Linked DNA regions of Homo sapiens: regions 1 and 3 are each linked to region 2. Evidence: chromatin loops called from intact Hi-C (ENCODE). Cell type or tissue: dorsolateral prefrontal cortex. All regions are shown on one strand. Region 1 overlaps KAT6B (lysine acetyltransferase 6B). Region 2 holds the start of SNORD172 (small nucleolar RNA, C/D box 172). Region 3 overlaps KAT6B (lysine acetyltransferase 6B).

The links. Hi-C counts contacts between places; a loop is a spot of excess contacts. Peaks named below come from ENCODE experiments on the same cell type or tissue, not always from the same donor. Only the 100,000 strongest peaks of a DNase experiment are listed, where the experiment ranks them.
Region 1: a loop joins it to region 2, with 5 times the contacts of the local background. A loop is called at or near these places in 4 of 110 quality-filtered maps.
Region 3: a loop joins it to region 2, with 2.5 times the contacts of the local background. A loop is called at or near these places in 14 of 110 quality-filtered maps.

The regions. Positions count from the first base shown.
Region 1 is chr10:74,922,486-74,930,485 of GRCh38, reverse strand. All of the region lies in intron 3 of KAT6B (lysine acetyltransferase 6B), which reads right to left. Among named protein-coding and RNA genes, the nearest start is that of SNORD172, 95 kb to the left of the region's middle. In dorsolateral prefrontal cortex, no CTCF peak of the experiment used is centred here; a DNase peak (open chromatin) is centred at 3,115; H3K27ac peaks cover 6,820 bases.
Region 2 is chr10:75,015,393-75,023,392 of GRCh38, reverse strand. KAT6B (lysine acetyltransferase 6B) reads right to left here. Exons shown (of 18, transcript NM_012330.4): 14 at 2,580-2,811; 15 at 2,108-2,267; 16 at 1,162-1,512. It overlaps SNORD172 (small nucleolar RNA, C/D box 172), which reads right to left and starts at 1,660; the gene lies at 1,602-1,660. RefSeq lists silencers at 894-1,003, 6,330-6,497. In dorsolateral prefrontal cortex, CTCF peaks have their summits at 923 (motif pointing right) and 3,825 (motif pointing right); a DNase peak (open chromatin) is centred at 932; H3K4me3 peaks cover 1,804 bases; H3K27ac peaks cover 3,963 bases.
Region 3 is chr10:74,885,899-74,893,898 of GRCh38, reverse strand. The region is part of intron 3 of KAT6B (lysine acetyltransferase 6B); the gene reads right to left. Among named protein-coding and RNA genes, the nearest start is that of KAT6B, 63 kb to the right of the region's middle. In dorsolateral prefrontal cortex, CTCF peaks have their summits at 4,190 and 4,389 (motif pointing left); a DNase peak (open chromatin) is centred at 4,341.

The sequences.
Region 1 (8,000 bases), 93 kb after region 2:
ATCTGTACTTACTATGTTTCATTTCAGCTAAGTCTATGTGAGTCAAAATCACAGGTAAGTTAAATACAATTCTTGTTAAATATTTTGCCCACAAAACTCCAATCTGAACACTGAATTTAAACAGATATTTGCATTGGGTACACCCAACTTTAATACGTTGTCTTCATTTTCTCTAGACCAAAATAAATATATCTGGTACAAAAGAGGTCTGGTCTAGATAGGTATTAAGTATTTTCAAAGTATGTTAAAATAATAAAAAAAGAGGCTGGGCACAGTGGCTCACAGCTATAATCCCAACACTCTGGGAGGCCGAAGTGGGTGGATTACCTGAGGCCAGGAGTTCGGGACCAGCCTGACCAACATGGTGAAACCCCATCTCTACTAAAAATACAAAAAAAATTAGCCAGGTATGGCGGCAGGTGCCTGTAATCCCAGCTACTCTGGAGGCTGAGGCAGGAGAATCGCTTGAACCCAGGAGGTAGAGGTTGAGGTGAGCCGAGATTATGCCACTGTACTCCAGCCTGGGCAACAGCTTGAGACTAAGCCTCAAAAAAAAAAAAAAAAGGAAAAATAATATAAGGATAATTTAGTCTGTGAAAAGCAATCATTTTTCAAATAATATAATTTGCCTCTGACTGATTTTAAGACCTAAATAATATTACCATAAAGAATGGTGGCTATCACCTACTTGTGCTCACTTTCCTTGAATGGCTTGAAAACACAAGTAAGAATTAAACCTAGAATGTAGTAATAAATAATTACTTGGTATAAATTCTTTTGAATACACACTGCTTATATATGTGAAACTAGCAGCCCGTTAGAAGCCATATATATTTTCCCATTAATTAACCACAGCAAGTTATTAATCATAATTGCAAACAATTTGCCCAACTGATGGTTCCTTGGTTTTTTTTGACATGACCATTTTACAGATAATTAGACTACAGAACCACTAAATAAGGATTGTGTCTTGGACTATGTCCTGTATATGATGATAAATAATACACTGGTGGCATTCGGTCAATGTATGACTAATACTGCCATTCGTTTATTTTTTAAATACTTTATGTTCACTGAAAAATATTTATCACAAGATTTCACTGTACGCAAGAGCATCTGTAATACAGGGTAGAAACGGAATGTTTTCAAAACAGAGCACCTGGAAACATTAGCCAGAACTCAGGCGGCCAGTATTTTGGGATTTTTTTGGCAGGCACATAAATAAATCAGACATTCTGATTAGAAAATGAAACTCCCAGCTCTAGGTAGAAAAAACTAATTTCATTCAAGATAAATAGTTACTTTCAAATTCATTAAAGAGGAAAAGAATCTTGGTGGAGACAGGCATAAATCCTGGAAGCTATGTCAGATATAAGCAATGAGGCCCAAACCACTACCACGCAGTCTTATGTAGCACTTCCCAGTACAAAGCCCAAAAAGCTTTGCGTACTTTTATCTAATTAATTATAAATCACTAAACAAATCTTGACCATGGTGAGAATGCTACTTGGACAGAAACAGTCTGAACATTTTGAGCTCTAAATTCTACCACATAACCAAAGAGAAAAATATTCAGCAAGAGAAAACAAAGGTTCTTGGCTAAAACCTCAACTCACCATCTTGTACTTATCAAAGTCATTGTAGGCATTATTTCAGGGTTACTTTACTGTTGTCTAAAAACTAAAAAATGTACATGCCTCAGACCAAGGTCAGTGCTCAATAAATACTTGCTGATTTGATGTCTTAATTTTTCAAGAAAAGGGTTATAAAACCTTTAAAGTCTTAAAAACTACGTATAAAAACTAAATATTTCTTTCTCCAAAAAGTTCATATGACAAATGACATAAGTGAGCTAAGAATTTTAAGACACAGACTAAAAACCAGGCCCCCCACCAGTGATTAAGCCAGTGATTCAAATTGTTCTTCCTGATGAAATAGAAAATATTATAAATATTTATTCTGTAGTAGTGGAGTTCACTAAATATTATTTATTTTTCATCTCCCTTCCTGCACTCATCACGCTTATAACTAAAATCACATACTATTACACTTGATTACCACCCAAAATATCTAGCATTCTCTGTTTCACATGCATAAATCTTATCCATCCAATCATACTGCTAGTTTCTTGAGAGAGGGGACTGAATCTTGCACCTTTATACTCTCTTCAGGGCCTTAGTGTACCATCAGGATATAAGAGACTTTCAAAAAATTACTTAGCTATCAAGTAAGTGATAATTTTAACCAGAGAAAGAAAAAGTTAACTCCTGCTTCTGGCACAGTCAAACAATGGATACTTACTTTACTCAAATATCCTAATTTATAGAGTTGGATTAACAATTTCAAGAATTTTGAGCAGAGTAAAAAATGTTATATTACAGCTATACAAAATGAAATTTACTTTTCCCTGAGTTTTGCATTGTAGACTGATTATTATTACCCTTAATGAAATAGAGGATTGACTTAAAATAAATTTTCAAACAATAATATGCCAGGTAGACCATTTCTTTTTCCTGGAGCACTTTTTGTTGATGAGTTCAGATGTCTGACTCATGATCTGGTTTGGCTTACATAAGCCTGTGGAGTATTCTCTTGCGAGTTTAGGGCAGCTCAGAGGGTCTTCTCTATCCAGAAGCACTGGAGAGTCACACATGAGTACTTGGTCTGAATACTTCCTAGGCTGGAGGAGATAGGGTTCAAGGGCAAGGATCACTGAGGAAATTGCCAGTTTCCTGACCCTACTGCAGCGGTGGTGGATGCTTATAAACAAAGGCAACTGGGTAGGAAATACACCATCCATTCCAAGCTAGCATGAGAGAGAAACCTGAGGAAGCGTGAGGGGTGAGGGAGATGGGGTACTGAGATAGCCCAGAGCCCTTTGAGGCTGCCCCATTTCCCACAATCAATAACCTAGCCCTTCACTACTTGCTGAGATTCTGAATCAGAAAGGATTTTAAATTATCTGGCTTTCAAACAGGAGATTTTCAATTTCCCCAACAAGCCTGTCAGAACCAAAAAAAAAAAAAAAAAAAAGGTTTCTTGCAGCAGGCTCTGGTTGGCCAAGCAGAGGCACCTCCTGCTGGGCCGATGGCTCCCCAGTTCAGATCTCCTGATCATTCAGGCTCTCCCGAGAGGTTCTTTATACCCACAGAAACAGTGAGGCCCCAATCTGCAGGGATCTGCTTTAGGCAGTCCCTTGCCAGTCAAAAGATATGACTCCTAATTCATTACTATACTATGGGAGCAAAGGGAGGGGTTTGAAGTAATGCACAGAAGTCTGAATAGGGCCTTTGTCAAGCACCTGTGCTAGGCCAACACACTAACTGATAGAGAACTGTTCATTACATCAACATCTAGGTCAAACCCAGAACAATGACATCCTCAGTGAGATTTTGTGATAATATTTCTGGACTGTGTATTACAAGGAACTATAGTGGTGCAGTAATAATAATGTTGATTGTGATGATCAACATTGTGATGATTCCACTGCCTCCCTTTATTGAATACGCTTAACTCTTACATCATTATTACATTTGATCCTTATGACCCTGTGAGAAAAGGAAGAAAAAACATCCGAAAATGAAGGATTGACACAGAGCTGACTTGATTGGAGGTCACTCCTTCAGCTGTTTCCTGGGAAAGCCAGAATAGGTCTCAAGAGTGTACTGAAGAAGGAACTTATTAAATGGATACATTCACTCATTAACAAAACCTCTGTCCCATGCCTCCACGTGAAGTGGTAGATCAAACTCTAGGGTTTCACAGACGTAATTTGGTCCTTGCCCTTAAAGAAGTTCTGAGATTACATGGAGGGAACAAGGTGGCATTTAGACTGGTCTTAAAGGGTAGGTGTGTCTTGCTAGTAACGACAACTACAACATGCCCAACATGTGCAGAGGCATGGGCCCAAGAAAGGACCTCCGTCAGGTTATTTAAAATGATTCAACACATACATAAAATAAGTGATCTGCATTTTCTCCTGTAGGCAATATGGATACAGTGGTGTTATTTTTGTTGTCGTTGTTGTTTTTTGAGACAGAGTCTCAGTCTGTTGCCCAGGCTGGAGTGCAGTGGTGCAATCTCGACTCACTGCAACCTAGGCCTCCAGGGTTCAAGTGATTATCCTGCCTCAGCCTCCCAAGTAGCTGGGATTACAGGCGTGTGCCACCACACCCAGCTAATTTTTGTATTTTTAGTAGAGACGGGGTTTTGCCATGTTGGCCAAGCTGGTCTTGAACTCCTGACCTCAGGTGATCTGCCCGCCTCGGCTTCCCAAAGTGCTAGGATTATAGGCGTGAGCCACTGTGCCCGGCTGGATACAATGGTGTTTTTATTAAAATAATAACATATCCCATTTTTGACTAGTCTAAAATATCAAGTGTTTAATTTCAAAGTCAAATTCAACAATTATAGAGGATTCACAATACACATATGAGGTCTATGCATTTATGTAGGTAGGGGACAGTCACTGTTCCTGTGCATATTGGCACTGTACTGCGCAGTTATCTGTATCTTGTTTGCTGGGTCCCCTGCCCCCCACCCTGCCATGGGCTGTACGCACATGCGACACAAGCTGCATCTGTTCTGCCGACTGCTCTGGCTCCTGCACACACTCTATTTCAAGCACATAATGAGCACTCAATACATTATTTCAAGGAATGAATGGATGCCTATCAGGCACTGTATTATAAAAGAATTCCCAGTCTAGCAGAATGGAATGATGCCCAAACAATAGTGATAACACTGTTATAAGTGTTATAAGAGTTACTATTAAAGAGCTTTGAAAACACAGATAAAAGAGCAACTAATCCAGTTCAGATATCCTCCTATACATCAACTTGTATAGACAATTTTCACCCCTTAATAATTTGCTTTCACAACAAATACTCATCCAACAGAACCTATGTTTTTCTGTGAAGAAAATCTAAGCAATAAAAAGTGACTCAATTTCCAGGCATAGGTTTTACAAAATGCTTCTGGATTATGGAAAAGAAATGTTCTTATAAAGACAGACTGTAACAAAACTAATCCTAGACCAGCACAGGAAATCATCTTCACTTGTGGGGGGAAAAAGGGGGGTGGGGGTGGGGACTAGAGAGGAGGGAGAAGTATGGAATGATTATCCCACAATAAAAAAAGAAATTGGCCAGGCTCAGTGGCTCACGCCTGTAATCCCAGCACTTTTGGAGGCTGAGGTGGGCGGATCACGTGAGGTCAGGAGTTCAAGACCAGCCTGGCCAACATGGCAAAACCCTGTCTCTACTAAATAATACAAAAATTAGCCAGACGTGGTGAAGAGCACCTGTAATCCCAGCTAATTGGGAGGCTGAGGTAGGGAGAATTGCTTGAACCCGGGAGGCAGAGGTTGCAGTGAGCCGAGATCATGTCACTGCACTCCAGCCTAAGCGAGACTCCTTCTCAAAAAATAAAAAATAAATAAAAGTAAATTTACATTTTGGTTTGGATACAGAGACTAAAAGGTCTCCTCTACCACCCCATAAATTCTAGTATCAGACCTTTAAACTTTCAGATGTTAAGAATTAGTTTATTCCCCAAAGGTTCAATTAGAACACAGCTGAAAAAAAAAAAATTCAGTATAGCAAACTGACTGATTCCATGATCTGATTTCATCACCGAGCAGTAGGAAGCATTTAGCTGGTCTACAGAGAGAGAGGTGTGTGGTTCTCTTGGCTAGAAGGCACAAAATCCAACTTTCTGTTCTTTTGGCAAAAGAAGGAATGTCCAATCAGCATAGTAGGAAGTAAGTAACAGAATTTCTAATTTTACAAAGTTAGTCAATTTCATGGTTAAGAAGTGCTGTTTTGATGGTAACCTTTACATTTTTACAACCCAACTATGAGTATTAAGTAGGGAAGATCCAACTAAGATAGTTATTTCAGGGGTAACGTCCCTTTCTCTCAAAGTTAAAACTCTTAATATAATTCACTTGGCTTGTAACATGGTATTTAGTCATTCTCATTCTTTGAATTGTTGCCTAATGCAAGCTTTCATTTGGATACACCACTCCCGTTGATGTTTATAGGACTGCCTTGCTATTAACCTCTAACCCAATTAGTCACCAAACTGACAGCATGCATTGCTATTTGGAAGCCAACTGCTTATGAAGGAATTTTTTTTTAGAATCTGAACAAAATGAGCCGTATTATGGCCACTTTATTTATAGTTTTTAACGAAGTATTCCAGGATATCTACAGTGACAAACTCAGGGTAAAAGCAAATCAGGTCCTTTGTGTGCACTGGGCCAGGGAGTGAGGGCTATTTTAAATAAAAATATGTTTTAAAAATTTAAAGGTGTAATCCACCTTCTACCATGGCCATCTCTCCCCTTTACTTCTGTTACCTCTGTTTATCTCAGTGATAGATAACTCCATCCTTCCAGTTATTCAGGCCAATAACCTTGAAGTCTTCTCTTTTTCTAACACTCTGCATCAAGTTCATCAACAAATTCTGCGGGCTCTACTTCAAAATACATCCAGAATCTGTCCTCTTCTCACACTCTCCACCATTACCACTGGCCTAAACCATCATATCTCTTGCTTGTTTTGTGGCAATACCCTCCCAGCTGCCACCTTGGTGCCGCCTACAGCTTATTCTCAACACAGCAGCAGGAAACAGCTTGTTAAAACGTTAAGTCAAATCATGTGCCTCCTCTGTTCAAAACCCTGCAAAGGCATCCATCACTCTCAGCAAAGCCAGAGGCCTGACCTGTGCTGAGACCTTCCTCCCATCTGCTCTCACCTCTTACTACTTGACGACTCTCCCCTCTCTCTCCACGCCAGCCACACTGGCCTCTTATCTGTTTCTCAGACATGTCAAGGGCTCTTTGCACTTGCTGTTCCCTCCATCTAGAACACTCCTTCTCCATGCCTGGAATGCTCCCTCACTTCCCTCAGAAGTCAAGTTAAATGTCACTTTCTTAGAGAGGTCTTTCCTCATCAAACTATTTAAAAAAGCAATGCCTCCCCATCCCATCACTCCTTAATTCCCTTACTCTGCTTTATTTTTCTCCATAGCATTTCTCACAGCTGACATGCTATATACTCACTTACATTATTTGTCTCTTCCCATTAGGATGTAAATGAATTTCATGAGGGCAGAGACTTGTCTGTTTTGCTCCCTGCTGTGTCCCCAGTGCCTACAACAGTGCCTGACATACACCAGGTGCTCAAGAAATAGTGGCTGAATTAATGAATAAATAAATGAATGAATACTAGACTTCCTCCCTTCTACTTCTCCTACTCCTTTTCTATACTACTTCTAATAATAGAATTGTTTGCCCATGACTCATTGATAAAGTTGTCTTGCATTTACTTCTCTAAGATCTATTTCAAACTAACTTATCCTGAGCCCACACCCAATAAATAAACAAGAACTTAAGAAACCAGCTTACTTACCTTCTAACTAAACATTAGGTGCTTGAATCTTTCCAATAACCTCTACCTGTTTCTAAGGGCCTATAATTTCTTCTGCCACAGTGTATAATTCAGCCAGTGTTTCTCAATCCTCAGGCATTCCCAGACCATCCACGGCAATTTTGCTTCATCTGTGTATCACCTGTGCTATTATTTTCTTAACAAGTTTTAAACCTGGCTCACTTTTATTCTTTAAAAAAAAATATGACTACAGAAATGAAGTGTTTGTTCATGAACCACCACTGGAGGTTACATATACCAAACTCTGGATTCACTTGAGCCAAAAAGTTTACCATGGGGCCTGTAATACCTTTAGGATGTAAAACAAACACACATACATACACACACATCCTTTTGCTTAACGCTATGTAAGTTAAAAACTGAAGTCACATTAGAATCAGATCATCTATGGACTCAAAATATATCATGAAGAAATGTCTAAATTCCTAGTCAGATTAATTCAGGCCATCAACACTAAGTTCCTAAAGAAAAAACCTGCCCAATTATCTGCTGGGTCCTTTGTAAAATATTACCTGCTAAAATGCTCTGGTAAAGAGCACACTGGTA
Region 2 (8,000 bases):
TTGTGGGATGCTCCTTTCTACCACCTCCCCATGGAGACCCTTCCAGAAGACTGCCAGGCCTAGAAGAGCGCTGAGCTGGGAGTTAGAACAGCAAGTTCCCTAACAGATGCCACATCAGATGGCCTTGGGGCGGAGCCTTAGCTTGTATTGTGATATCTCTATCAGTCTTGGCTCTCCTCTATGTCCCAGATAGATACTGAAGACAAAGATATCAGATCTGGGTGAGCAGTTACCTAAAAACAAAGTCAATTCTTTACTTTCTGTACCATTGGAGATGATATGGTCTATCTAGAGACATCACTGGGCTACTAAGATCTGAGGAGATTCAGTAATGCGCAGTTGGCCACAAATGCAAAATATCACCATCAAAATTAAGGGCCTAAAATGCTTTCTAACAATTCTGTGCCAAGAACAAGAGAAAGAAACAGCATGAAGAGCACTGGGCTTGGAGTCTTTTTGTTCTGTTTTGAGACAGAGTTTCGCTCTTGTTGCCCAGGCTGGAGTGCAATGGTGCGATCTCGGCTTACTGCAACCTCTGCCTCCCTGGGTTCTCCTGTCTCAGCCTCCCGAGTAGCTGGGATTACAGGCGCGTACTACCGTGTCTGGCTAATTTTTTGTATTTTTAGCAGAGACGGGATTTCACCACGTTAGCCAGGCTGGTCTTGAACTCCTGACCTCAGGTGATCTGCCCACCTTGGCCTCCCAAAGTGCTGGGATTACAGGCGTGAGCCACTGCGCCCAACCCAGGCTTAGAGTCTTGAGCACGCATTTGGTTCTGCTTCCATCTCTAATGAGTCATATGACCTTAGAGAAGTCTCCTGGCCTCTAGGTCTTGGAGGGTGGTTTAAGTGCTTTCTGGGGCCCCTTTTTGTTCCCATAAACCTCAGTTACTCTACTCCTGCAGACCAGCAGGTGGCAGTGACTACTAGACTAGGAGGCTGGCCTGTCCCTGGTTTCCTGTCACCGCACTAACAAACCTGAAAAGTAAACATAATCATGACTGTGAGATAAACGATTATGATATATGATCAGCGGGACTGGGTACACATAAACTACGACTAAAGAACAGAGAGTGAAACAAATACTAATAGACAGAATGTCTGCAATGACAAATAAGATTTGATTGAACGCGACTCACAGAAAATCTAAACAGACACCTACCTTTCTCTTTATGGCAACTGACTGTGGTTTCGTCAATCTTGGGGGAGAGCTTTGAATATTTTCTTCTTCTTCTTCTTCTTCTTCCTCTTCTTCCTCCTCTTCATCCTCTTCCTCTTCTTCCTCCTCTTCTTCCTCCTCCTCGTCCTCCTCCTCCTCTTCTTCTTCACTGCTCTCTTTAGACAGCTCCAGCAGCTGCCCTCGCTCCCCTGTGACTGGCCGGCTCTCCGGGGAATGCAAATATTTATTTTTCGATTGTACTTTTGCAGGTGATTGCCTACTGTTAGCTCTAGTTGACAGGATTTCTTGTTCCTCCTTCTCCCAGCAGCTAGCTTGTTCCATTAGCCGCTCAGCCTAAGTGGGGAGGGTAAAAATGGTGGCCAGTGAGAGGGCAGTTACACAGCCAGAGCCTCTGAGGATCAATGGCAAAGTGTCTCTAAGTCGGTTCTGATCAGGACAGCCAGCCAGCCAAGCACATTCCAGCTGCATCATCTCAGGAACCTTTTGCATCAGTTAGGATAACAAATCAAAGAAGATTGGGTTTCATGGGATATTTAACAGTATTAATGATGCAGCGAATTGATTTGAGTCCTTTATCACTACATTACATGCTCACTGGCAAGGAGCACTTTAAGCAAGTTCATAAACACAAAGAATCAATTGACACTGCAGCCTTGGAGCTCAGCACCGAATTTGATCTGATTACATGCTCTCAGTAGTGAAAAATGCTGCTTTGTAATCAATGATAAATGTTTCATTTTTCATACTCAATTCAATAAAATTATCATGTCTTACCATGCAACCTCAGTTAGGATAAATTAGTGCCATATCATTTCACATGCTATCTCTACATAACCAAGCTTTTGACAACGATCTTAATGACTTTCTTAGCTTAAGAATGCTACAAGATTGAAGTTACACAACTTAGGATGATAAAGACAATCATTACCTCTTTCTCAGCTTCTCGCTCTTCTTCAGACACTGCAGCATTAGAAATTAAAATTGGGGTCCACCTCAGACTGTCTGGATCAAGTTCATTGGCTCTGGAACAGGTTTTCAGCTTTTCCATGTGGCTCAATATCAACTTTTCCCGTCTAATGATGACAAATCTGTAATGTGATAAGGCAGAACAAGATGTAATCACAAGCTGAAATTTCACTTCAGCTTCACATACGGACATATGCTAGCACTAATGTTATCTGCGTTAGGAAAAATCAGAAAGCACCTCAATGAGAGGGTACAGAACACTGGAATCCAACCAGTAAAAAAGTGTCATTTCATGTGTTATTTTTAGGAGAAAAGGTTTGATAATACTGTTAGGGAACCTCAGTCTTTAACTGGAATGAATGCACCTATCTCCAGGGACCCTTTCTGGTGTGGGATGCCTGAGCCACGGAGCTGCCCAGGGTCCCAGGACTCACCTGCCATCTCTCTTGTCGATCATGTGGAGGTGCTGCAGAGTGGTGGCAATGTCATGTGGGCACATGCCCGTCGCTCTGCTAATTGCCTTGATGCTGATGTGCCTCTCATGGTGGTGGTAGAGATACTCCAAGATGACGCTCTTCCAATATGCCAGGTAGGAGAGACGGCCCAGATCGGAGAGAGGCTTTTCAGGAGACCCTGCTTGGCCTTCTCTTCTAGAAAGCAAATAGCCTAGGGCAGAAAAAATAAATGGGCATTCCTCACTGTGGCATTCCCAGAGCTTAGAACAGGAGCCACTAGAAATAATATGAGTAGTGACAAGGTAAAAACATCACAACAGAGAAGTGCATTCGCTTTAGGAATGTAGCCTCTTCCCAGTTATAGTGATTTGATCTCCGTGAAGTTTACGCTCCTGAATCTTTGACAGTGGCACTCTAAGTCAATTCACGCAGCTAGCAGCAGCATTCCAAACACATATTGTGACATATTTAACAAAGACTAAAAGCTATGGTTGAAGACATTACTCCTGCTAAGTCTCAACATCTAAGTCTCCCACAGCTTTAGATTCTTTCAAAAACGAAATGTCAGGCACTTACTCAGAAATCCTGTCGAGGGACCACCCCCAACATTAATGGGCAAGTTGTTTTCCACAGGAAGGACCTAATGACCCTTTGACAGCTGGGTCTTAATAAAAAGAGAAGGACCTCTGTTGACTCAGAGTCTATATTGCTTGTTACATTTAACTAGCAGGTTGATCTGAAGCTTTGTTTTAGGACTAATAAAAGAATGTCTTTCAAGTCAACTGCTGCAACTCCCATCAGCTCCACTAGCTCCATTTTCACCTCTTTCATAGAAATTAATTTACAATCCAATCCCAGAATATTGCTCCTACAAATTAAGACAAAACAAAACAAACTCCTTAAAACAACCTATTGCATGTATGCTCAGAAAATCCCCCAGCATCTTAAGCTTTTGAACGCATTTTACAGCATTACTGTGAAGGTTCCTTGGCAAAGGAACTTTAAAAATGGAAAAAAAAAAAAAAAAAGAAACCAGCCCTTTAAATCCACTTGAAGGTAATGAATGAAAGCTGGCGGCTGTCTCAGTAATTAAGAGCCACTTATGGGGTAGAAAAGAAATGCTATAAGCTAATGATGTCTACCTTGCTCTAATTATCTATTTCAACAGCCTCACCTTCATGAACTTCCTAAGTTTAAACAAACATCAACCACATACAGTAGGTGGCAGCAATGACAAAATCATACGGCTCCATAAACCACCCAAATCTTCAGCATTTTTCTTCTTTATCTACATTTCCAAAATGGCTGCATTCTCAAGAATTTTCTCAATTTTAGGGTTATTTTTTGTTAAAGAAGAAATCAATGCCTCTGATGCATTTTCCTGCATCTCAAAATCACTGCAAATACAGTAATGCAGAAATACAAAACAAGAATCCAGCCTGAACCCTCGAAGGGTATAATCACAGCATTTTGCATTTTGATGGCTTTAATCTGAATGCCATTATGAAGAATAGGCGTAAATTTAACTTCAGGTTTTGCTAAGGTCTTTTGACTTATTTGTCTCTTTAACCCATGTTTAAGTGCAAAGTATTTGACTGAATGCAAACAAGCACCGCAACATTTTACAGTGAAACCACTGTCTACATGTAATTTGGCAGCAGATTGGGGCTTTCAATAGCAGTGTGTCAGGAATGCTAACACAGTGATGGCCACTGTGCCGAAGCCAGCCCATATTGTGTCCTGTCAACACGAAGAAGAGCTCTCTACGTCTCTGTGTTGCCAGAGTATGAAGGGAGCCCACACCTCAGAATACAGATAATTGGCACATCCGTCACCTGCCTCCAAAGTGCTTGGCACATGCTGAGAAACGTACCCAGGAGGCTGGGGGGTCCCAGCTTTGTACTCCTGGGGGGGTGAGAACCATAGAGCCGTGGATATAGAACCATTCCCTTTTGTCCATGAGATCCCACAATTGAAAGTCCCCTGCAGTGAGTGTGAAAGTCCCCAGGTCCTCTACTGGTGCTTATTTGAATCCAGCAGTCAAGGACAGAAAGCCCCACTCCTCTCAGCCTTGCTGAAAGAATTCTGTACAACCAAAGTGTTCATACCAAGGTGGTATGTGCCCCCCCATACCTTATGTCCCCCACTATGATGGGCCAGCTTACCCAGAAGCACATGTGTTCCTTTGTTCTGTCTCCCCGCTACAGTCCCTAATCCGGAAGGCAGCAGCAGCCAGCATCAGAAAACCCACGCTTTCCGCAGCTGTTCATGCTTTCACACCCCGAAGTGGTGCACACACACCCTGTCAGGGCCTGAGCCTAAATGGGTTAGGCCACTCAAACCAGCAGGCAACTTGGGGTCCATGGGGAGCATTTAGGCATAAACCTTTTAGCACCTGCTACTCCTACCATGTTAAGTGGCTGTCTCCTGAGACACTCCCTTGGACACAGACTTCAGGCTATGACTGATAGTCACGGAAGAGTCCTGGGGAGGTGGCAGCAGGGTGATCAGCCCTGATGGGTGTGGGTACACTGAAAGCCCAGTGGTCTTTTTCAGCAAACACCCTTGCACTGTGCTTGCAAAGGCCAGGAGAAAGCAGGGAGTGGCCAACACCTGCCAGGAGGCCATGCTTCCCTGGGTGCTGTAAAGAAGACAACTGCAAACCCAAGCTCCAGCCAGAGCACAGCAGGCGGGTGTGCAGGGATGACGTGCACCGACACTGCAGACTGCACAAGGCCACTATCCGAAGGGACCCCTGCATGGCTTGCAGTGGGTTTTTCCCTCTCCTCTCTGACTCATGAGACCCTCAAGGAACTAATAGCAGGAACTGGCACTTATGCCAGGAGCCATTTGGAAGTCCACAAAGTCTACTCACGTAAGAGAAAACAGAATCCATCAAAACGATCAAAATGAACAAAGATACATTTCTGATTCCTTACTAGTTAAATGAACTCACTTGTAATATGTTAAACTGTACAGCTTAGAAGAAAAGTGTGTGTCATGTCCACTCCACTGGCGTGCTTGGTGGATGTAGGACAGAATTCCATTTGAACCAGCAGCAGCACTTCCTCTCAGAAGGCTGCAGCTGGTGGCACTTCACTACTCTGACCCTCATAACATGCGATGTTTTAAAAAACGAATTTCTTGCCACCTTTTGTTTCTTTGTACTTTTTTTTTTTGAGACAGAGACTTGCTCTGTTGCCTAGGCTGGAGTGCAATGGTGCGATATGGGCTCGATGCAACCTCCGCTTCCCAGGCTCAAGCGATTCTCCTTCCTCAGCTTCCTGAGTAGCTGGGATTACAGGCGCCAGTGGCCATGCCTGGCTAAGATTTGCATTTTTAGTAGAGACAGGGTTTCACCATTTTGCCCAGGCTGGTCTCGAACTCCTGACCTCAGTCCCTCAAGTGTTGGGATTACAGGCGTGAGCCACTGTGCCCGGCCTCTATTTTTTTCTAGGCTCTTCACAACATAATTATGATATAGCCCATTGGAAGAAAAATTTTTGGTAAGAACATTTCACTTATTGAGTACATCATAGAGATGTGGTGGTTTAAGTTACAGCTCTTAACTTACCAAAAAAATTCCAAATAATTGATCTAAGATGCAGGGAAATAAAAAACACTTATCTTGGCTGGGCGCGGTGGCTCATGCCTGTAATCCCAGCACTTTGGGAGGCTGAGGTGGGCAGATCACCTGAGGTCAGGAGTTCGAGACCAGCCTGACCAACATGGAGAAACCCCATCTCTACTAAAAACACAAAACTAGCCGGGCATGGTGGCGTGCGCCTGTAATCCCAGCTACTCGGGAGGCTGAGGCAGGAGAATCACTTGAATCCGGGAGGCAGAGGTTGCAGTGAGCCGAGATCATGCCATTGCACTCCAGCCTGGGCAACAAGAGTGAAACTCCATCTCAAAAAAAAAAAAAAAAAAAAAGCACTTATCTTAGAAGCTGGTGTATTATCCTGAAGCATCTGAAACAAGTACAGTACACCCCTGGTGAATAGATTCCCATGGTGCTCTAACACTTCTCCTTAACTCGGGATACTTTCAATCAGAAAACCTCAGCTCTCCCTGGAGAAACCTGGCTGTTTCAGATGGAAAACAAAGTGATGTTTGGAGGACAAATCCCAGTAGCTGCAGTATAATTAATCGCTGGTGAAATTATTCCCTGGAACTTGTCTGTGAGCCAGAGGTGCTGGCCAACAGCACTTACTCTGTGAGTGGGAGCCTTGTAATTGAAAACGGGGTAGCCCATAAACCCCTCATCCACATCAACTATCTTGATCGTAGCAAAAGCTGGCTTCCTCTTTTGCTTTACTGGAAGTACTTATCCTGGGGAAGGTGACATCTGACTTTCAGTATACAGGCCACATAATCAATTCAAAGGATTGTCAAGATGTCTGCTTAAAGGGAAAGGAAGAACAATGTGATTTCTGTCTATAAAAAGTAAGCATTTCTAAGCTGTACTGCATGGAACCCGAGTGTGCCTCACCTCTGTTAAGGCTTAACTACTTGCAGTAAAAGAATCAAATCTCATGTTAACTAGCCCTGAGTTTGAAATGGTTAACTCTCTCCCAGTGGGAGAAAATAAAAGTGGTAGAGAGTTATCTCATGTAGACAGATCTATTAGGATAAGGAAGGAACTATCTAGACAAGGTCAAGATATGTTTTTGCAGACCCAAATTCCCAAATTAAATTTAATTCCCAGCATAATAACTGTAATGTTAACGCTCATTGAAAATGAAAATTCCTTCCCTTTAAACTAGGAGTATTCAAGAGTGTAAATGGACCATAGTAGAATAATGTTCTCAGGCAAGGGCATGGATAGGGACAGGGATCTCCCCCGACAGGGGCAGACACCCTCACCCCTGCACACCTCCATCTTCCACTACCTGGAACCAAACCAAACCATATGAACCTCCTCAAACACCAAAGTGTAAACTTTGGCAAGCTACTCACTCCCAACTTCCATCTCTCTGGATTATGTGAGTTTGGGGTCACCAGCTGCTTTTAGGGGATGATAATCTTTGAGGATTACACACTTTTCATCAGACACCTGTTTAGCTCAGCAAATCCTGCTGAAAGGTCTGTATCAGTCGACGGCACTGGGTTTGCAAGCCTGGGAACAGACACGAGGCCAGGGATTTATGGCAGCTTTTGAGCACAGGAAATCTGATGACTCTAACCAAGTTATCTCATGCTTGGAGATGGCAATTCACTGGTTTGTACGCTCATCTGTTCCTGGTTTCTGGTGCAGAGCAGCACTGACCAACTGGATGAATGGCATGTTATCAGTTTAAATAATGACAAATGAACTTGACAGGCTATTTATATCTCCTCGTTTAAATTTTGTGGTGATTTTGCAATTAGTGCAGAAGGATGCTGAACCTTAGTTCTCAC
Region 3 (8,000 bases), 130 kb after region 2:
GAGTATAAATAAGGGAAAGTGTGCTAAATTCTAAAATCCACTCCAGTCTACTGGGGTTGAGATTGTTGATTGATTTTGTCATCATGGAAAGCTATTTCAGGATTTAGTAACATTAAAACCACTAATTTTGGCTGGGCGTGGTGGCTCATGCCTATAATCCCAGCACTTTGGGAGGCTGAGGTGGGCAGATCACCTGAGATCGGGAGTTCAAGACTAGCCTGGCCAATATGGTGAAACCCCATCTCTATTAAAAATACAAAAATTAGCTGGGCGTGGTGGTGCATGCCTGTAATCCCAGCTACTCGGGAGGCTGAGCCAGGAGAATCGCTTGAACCCCAGAGATGGAGGTTGCAGTGAGCTGAGATTGCGTCATCACACTCCAGCCTAGGCAACAAGAACGAAACTCTGTCTTTAAAAAAAAACAAAAAACAAAAAAAAAAACCCACTGATTTCTAGACAGTGTTTTAAAAAGAAAATATTATCTTAAATAAAGCCAAACTTTCAGTTATTAAAAAGTCTATTTAGTCTAAATCCAAATTCATTTTATCCAATGTCAAGCTTTTCCCCTAAGAACAGCAGTGAGGAAAAAGAGAGGGGTCCAAGGAATGAAAGGCGGCAAGTGTGAGGAAAGGGAAAGGTCTGCCCACTTTTCTGTGGTCCAGTCCTGCAGCCTGTAAAATATCTTCCACCATTTGCAGGAGTCCACATGCCAGCTCTCTCTAGTGAGACCCCTTTGCTGGGACCTCCATGCTGCCTGATGCAGGCAACGGGTGCCCTTTGACTCAGCTCTCAGTCTCCTCTCAGCTCCTGCCTCTGTGGTTCACCCACAACCTCTTTCTGCTGCGGGCCTAGCCCTGGCAGGCAGCCTTCGCAGGCAGGACAAGTCTTTCAAAAAGACTCAGGCCAGCTGTCCTCCATGTAGACCACCAGGCCCACAGGAAATGTCAAGCGTTTTTGCTGTCCTCTCTCCATACACTGTCCCCAGGGGCAGCTCCAGCCACATGGGGGGCTTTCAGATGAGAGGAAGATACTTGCCTCTGTATTCACAGACATCCCCAAACTCCAGGAAAGCCACACCACACTCACTCAAGAACGCTTTCTCAGGAGTCCATTCTAATCCCACAGCAGCACCTGGCTGGTACCTCTGTGCAGCTCAATGAGATGTCAATCTACCCTCTTGAATTCAACCGTAATCTCTGAGTTATTCTCTTGAGGCCTTTCTCTAATGACTAGGGGAGGACAGAAAGAGGAGAAACCCCCACCTCCCCCAGGCAAGAGCTCCCTACCCCTAAGAGTTCCTTGCAAGCAACTGACTTATACTCTTCTCTTACACAGGTTGGTTATGCTATGGGGGGTATAATAGCTGCTATGTGCACAAAAGGTGGTTAGAGGTATCAGTGCGAAATGTACAAAAGTAAAGGCTAAGTCCACCTATAGTAACACTGATGTGTGCAACCAGGACTATCCAGGAAGAAAATCTTGATAATTTTAGTAACTCTAGTGCCACTACTAACTGTCGCTGCCTTTATAGGAGACAGGGTCTCTCTTTGTCCCCCAGGCTGCAGTGCAGTGGGGCAAATATAGCTCATTGCAACCCCAAACTTCTAGGCTCAAAGGATCTTCCCACCACAGCCTCCCAAGTAGCTGGGACTACAGGTGCACACCACCATGCCTGGCTAATTTGTTTACTTTGTGTAGAGACTGGGTCTTGCTTTTTTGCCCAGGCTGGTCTCGAACTCCTGGGCTCAAGTGATCCTCCTTCCTTGTCCTCCCAAAGTGCTGGGATTACAGGCGTGAGCCACCACACTCAGCCTGTCCCTGCATTTTCTAACACTGTTCAGATTCAAACTCCAGGTGGAAGCAGTCAACAGGCTAAGCCTAAGAAGCATGTCCACCCCTGCAGTTCCTAGGAGGCAAGAACAGAAAATGCCCATTTGAACTCTGCTGGCTTCCACAGCAGAAGGTAGAACCTACCAGGACTCATTATTGGGCAACCTATAGTGGACAGCAGATGTCCATTACAGACATTCCCTATCTGCTTCCTTAAAGAACTGAGAATATCTGTCAAAACAACACTGGTAATGATAAACAATGTTAATTCTGCCAGTCCACGTTACATGCCAATATTGTTCCAACTAAAAAATAATTTATAAAAGCATAGCTCTGATCACTACCACAATCTGCCATCATCAGTCAGAGTCAACAAAAAAATAAAAGCTCCCAGAAGGGCTAAAATCCTTAATGCAAGGCTGATAACAAAGATGGCAGGAGATTATTTAATTTTTTAATGTCAGATCATGTTAACTGCCATGCTTAAATTTGCAAATTGTTGCTTGTTAAAATATCCATTTACTAAAATGATAAATAATACATGTTGTGACACATTAGTGAAACTGTTATTTTTTAAAGCATCACAGACACAGATGAATTACCATTTCGGTGCAAACCCTTGTACCATTTAAGGAAAAACAAGAGGATCTGTTAAGTTACATCGTGGCAGAAAACTCAAGAGTTGCCACCACATTTCCCTACCCCAAAATGACCCTCCACATTTCAGATTCTTAAGGTCTTCTCAGCAAGGCATGTGCAGAGCCAAAACCAGAGCCCAGAAAGTTGACTGAAGGCTTCCTGCCAAAGGCAGCCCTTGCAGTAGCAGCACCAGCTAACATCAAGGTCGAGCTGGCAATGGAAAGGTGGCCAGGTTTAAAAGAAATGCTGTCAGGAATTGCCAGGAATAAAGAAGCCATTCCAAATTGCACTATAGCAAAGGTAACAAGGATCACAGCTTTCCCCAATGTTCATCCATTTCATCCCCCACTAATCTTGCTCAGTAATTTTCATGTTCAATTTTACCTCTTATTCATATAGAGCTCAGCTCTTTGCTTTTATTGAATGGGAATACATACTAGAATTTCCTTTGAAAGAGAAATGGTTATTTGCAAATGCTGGAAGGCAGAGAGTAAAAACAAAGTTTGTAACACAAATATAATTTTGAAATTCAACCATTTATATGCCAAAAAAAAACCCAAACTGTGTTCTATTTACCTTTAACTCAAGATTTGAACATATATCATAAAATCCTTAGAAAACAAAGTGACTGTATTTTAAAAATCAAACCAATGATGGTACAAAAAAAAATTGGTAACCAAAAGATTAAATGTAAAACATGAGTTCACTGACTCAAGGTCAAATTTCTAAACTTGGCATTCTCAGCTCTTCATGGTCCGGCCCTAGCCTACCTTTTTCTATTTTACTTCCTACTGCTTCCCTTTAATAGACGTGTACTCCGAGAAAACTGTACTACTCAGCTCCTCACATTCTCCTGTGTGTATTTTTGTTTGTTTGTTTGTTTGTTTTGAGACGGAGTCTTGCTCTGTCACTCAGGCTGGAGTGCAGTGGCCCGGCTAATTTTTTATATTATTAGTACGGACGGGATTTTGCATTGTTGGCCAGGCTGGTCTCAAACTCCTAGCCTCAAGCAATCTGCCTGCCTCAGCCTCCCAAAGTAATGGGATTACAAGTGTGAGCCACCACACCCGGCCTCCTGTGTGCATTTGTAAATGGTGGGCTCACCTCCCTTTTCTTCTGAATATCTCCTTAAAAATTACATGTCCAGGCCAGATCACTTGAGGTCAGGAGTTCAAGACTAGCCTGGGCAACATGGCGAAACCCCATCTCTACTAAAAATACAAAATGAGCCAGGCAGCTGGCATGTGCCTGTAGTCCCAGCTACTGGGGAGGCTGAGGCAGGAGAATCACTTGAACTCAGGAGGCAGAGGTTGTGGTGAGCCAAGACTACACCACTGCACTCCAGCCTGGGTGACAGAGTGAGACTCTGTCTTAAAAAAAAAAAAAAAATTACATGTCCAAATTCTCCCTTTCCTACAGTGACCAGCTCAAATGGCATCTTGGCCAAGTGTCCTCTCCTTCCTCTGCCTCCCACAGTCCTGGCAATGAGCTATACTCCATACACCTTATCCCTTCTTGAAGAGTCATCTTTGGTCAAAAAGTCACTACTAAACTGTGAGTTCATCTTCACAACACAGCTTTTACTTATGGGGAGACACTCACACTATGCCCTGTTTACACAGGATCCAAGCAGAGCCTGCCTCCAACCTATGGCAGGTCATCTCCTGCCTGCCTTGTGTAAATTCCTCAGATTTAAAAGCCCATTTATTCCTTTGGCTCTTTCCCACTAGGGCTTAGCTCTCTCCCAAAACAATGAATTTTCCTTTCAATGACATTGGATAAGGCTCCTTGATTTGATCTATTTTCTGCCTCCCATCCACTGAGCCTTGCTCCAGGGTATGCCCAGTCCAGTATAAAAAGCCTGGCACCACCTTGTGGGGAGAGAATTTCAACCTCTTTACACAGATGCAAAGGTCCCCATGAGGCAACTGGCCCTGAATTCTGGAGTTCGGCTCCTCCCTTCTCTTGGACCTCAGTTCTCAATTCTCTCCCACTGAATCTTCACAGCTACTTAACTTCTTAATGAAGCTGAACGCTCTATCAACCATCCAGGCCTTAAAGTTCTCAAAGCTGAATATCAAGCATAATCACCCAAGTAGAGAAATGGATCAGACATCAGAGACATCCAGGCAACCTTATCTTGTCTAAAATTATATCTTGTCTAAAAAATATAAATATGTATTTTTAAAATTTTTCGTTACACAATAATGGAATATAATTTCACTGTAAAAAAAATTTGACAACATAGATGACACAGACAAAGTCTCCACTGACACTTCCTCAATCTCGTCCCATGTCTGTCTTAGAGTCCTTTATCCACGTATTTACATATCATCCTTCATCAAATCTAAGATCTTATCACTTGTAATGTGCACTATGCTTCACCAAGAGTTTAAATTAGTAAACTATGTCACCAATTGTTAGATACGCTGATTTCAGAAATGTTAAAAAATCTGAAAAGCATGTTTTAGAATTTACAAATACATATAAATTTTGAGGTTTACAAATATAAATGTAATAATTTTATATTTTTTCTCACTAAAAACGTATCTGAGAGAGCCTCCCACATCAGCTGCATAAAGATCTATACCACACTCTTACACACTTTTTAGGTATCGCATTCTATATGCTGGCTGTACCACTGTACATTTAATCATTCCAATATTTCACCATTCCAGTGCTGGAATGAGCATGTGTTCAGGTGTATTTCACTAGACACAAAATTACCAAATTAAAAGTATGTGATTTTATTTTCAAAGATACAGCCAAACTACCTTCTCCAAAAAGGTCTGAACAATTTATATGCTCAGAATATGAAAGTACACCCATTTTTTCTCATTGCCGCCAAAGAATATTATTCTCTTTAATTTCTGCCAATCTGATGGGATAAAATCATATCTAGTTGCTTTAATGTGTAATTCACTAATTATTAATGAAGTTAAGCATCTCTTTGTATTTATTGGCCATTTGTTCCCTTTCTGTCAATGCCTTTTTATATCTTTTGCCCATTTATTCTAGTGTTTTCTTATTAATATGCAGAAGCTTCTTTATATACTCTGTATTTATCCTTTGTGTATTGCACATGGTCTATTTTCTCCTAGTCTGTTATTTGTTTTTTAATTATATTTGTGATTTTGTCTTTGGTGATACAGACATTACAATCTTTTAATGGTCAAATTTATTCATCACTTCCCAGCTATACCCAAGATTACTTACATGTACGTAATACTTTCTTCTAACAAGAAACCCATTCTTTGCAAACTCCACTGGGTTCTGGCCTGGCAGTGCTTGAAGGGATATGAGATACACTCCTACAACCCACACATTGGAGAATTTCCATACAGCTATCCTGACCCCACCTCTGAAAGAGGCAGGTGTCAGTCAGTGCTCTGCCAGCCTGTGGGCACTATTTCAGGAAGGACCAGCCAGTTCTCTTTTTTTTTCCAGACAGGATCTCACTCTGTCAACCAGGCTGGGCTGCAGTGGCACAATCATAGCTTACTGCAGTCTCAATCTCCCCAAAGTGCCTCAGCCCAAAGCACTGGAATTATAGGCGCATGCCCCACACCAAACTACCTTTTTTTTTTTTGAGGTGGGGTCTTGCTATGTTGCCCAGGCTGGTCTCAAACTCCTAGGCTCAAGCAATCCTCCTGGCTTAGCCTCCCAAAGTCTTGAGATTATGGGCAGGAGCCACTGCACTTGGCACTAGTTTCCTTTCTTAACATCAAAGCCAGAAGCCTAACCCATTCCAGGCTAAATGTGCCAGCCTGGTCAGCCTGACATCATGGCTCAAAACCAGAGACCAGGCTGGGCATGGTGGCTCACACTTGTAATCTCAGCACTTTGGGAGGCTGAGGCAGGTGGATCACCTGAGGTCAGGAGTTCAGGACCAGCCTGGCCAACATGGTAAAACCCCATCTCTACTAAAAATACAAAAATTAGCTGGGCATGGTGGCATGTGCCTGTAATCTCAGCTACTCAGGAGGCTGAGGCAGAATTGCTTGAACCCAGGAGGCAGAGGTTGCAGTGAGCCAAGATTGCGCCACTACACTCCAGCCTGAGCAACAGAGCAAGACTCCATCTCAAAAACAAAAAACAGAGACGAAAGCCCTGCCACACAGAGAGGCAAGCATCCCACTATCCATGGCTCAGTCCCTGGGCCAGGAGTGTCTGGACACCCTATGGAAAGACTGTCACCCCACCCCTCTCTCCTGTAGTCTCAGATGTAACATACTGCCTGCAGAACTGCATCCCTGACCTGGTAGAAACCAACCCCAGGGCATTGGGTAACTCTGATGACTAGATCCTGGTCTGACATGCCCAAATGCCAAGGTGTAGTCCCTGCGAGACAGTCCCCTGTCCCCAGAGAGACGGTGGAGAAAGGCTGGCTCTTCTCCCTTCACACCTGCACTATGAGATCAGGTCTTTGATTCCTCTGCATTCTGCTCCCCACTGCTGACATGGTCTCCCTTACAAGATATGCCATAACCTACTGCCCAGCCTGTCCAAACCTCACGTATCAGGCCCTCAGGACTCACCCAACTACCAGAAAGAGGGCCCAGGACAGTTAGGTTCCGAGTTCCCTGACTCCAAGCAGGGTGAAGTGAGCTCTGGTTCCTGGGTCAGTGTAATACACTGGGTTATGGATGGGTCAGAGGTTGGTGGGAACACATACCTTCCCTCTCTGCGATACATGAATTATTTAGTCAAGAACATAGCACTTAATGGGCAGGTAAGGTGGAAGTACAGAGTAGGAGCAGATGCAGCCTATGTTTCTGTGGCTTGTCCTTTGCCCCTGGGTTTCCACCTAAGAGCATCAGCCAACTATAACACCAAGCTCAGGTGGGGTCCTCCCAGATGTGGGGCACGGGGGAGCGGAGAGGAAGCTGAATCTTTGCTGTGGCTTTTAAATACTCTGGCTTATCTACTCATCACTATACTTACGTTTAAAGGAATATTTATATACATTAGATACTCCTGGTTGGTGAGTCAAACTCGGCATTTTCAAGAATTCCTCCTCACCTGGGATGCAGGTGGGGGTGAAGAAGGCTCTGTGTCCAGGTGTCCCTGCCTCCAGCTTCCCAATCTTTGGAAAGTCCATCTCCCAGAACTGTGATGGCCTGAGAGGCCTGCTCCAACACACATGAAACTCAGCAGAACATCGCAGGGCATACCTGGGAAAATTCCAATCCCACCTCAACCTTCTCTCAGACAAAATTAATCTTGCCTGTCAGAGCCAAATGTAACCTAATGTTCCCCTGATGTAAACAGCTCCCCCTTCTCCTGTTACAGCCCCAACCATCGTGCTTGCACAAACTGAAATCCTACTGTTTACAGCCTGATGATAACCCAGTTGGCATTCTGTGCTCTAAGCTACTCCCTTAGAAAGAGCTTCCCCTGGCCGGGCGCAGTGGCTCACACCTGTAATCCCAGGACATTGGGAGGCCAAGGTGGGAGGATCACAAGGTCAAGAGATCAAGACCATCCTGGCCAACATGGTGAAACCCTGTCTCCACTAAAAATACAAAAAA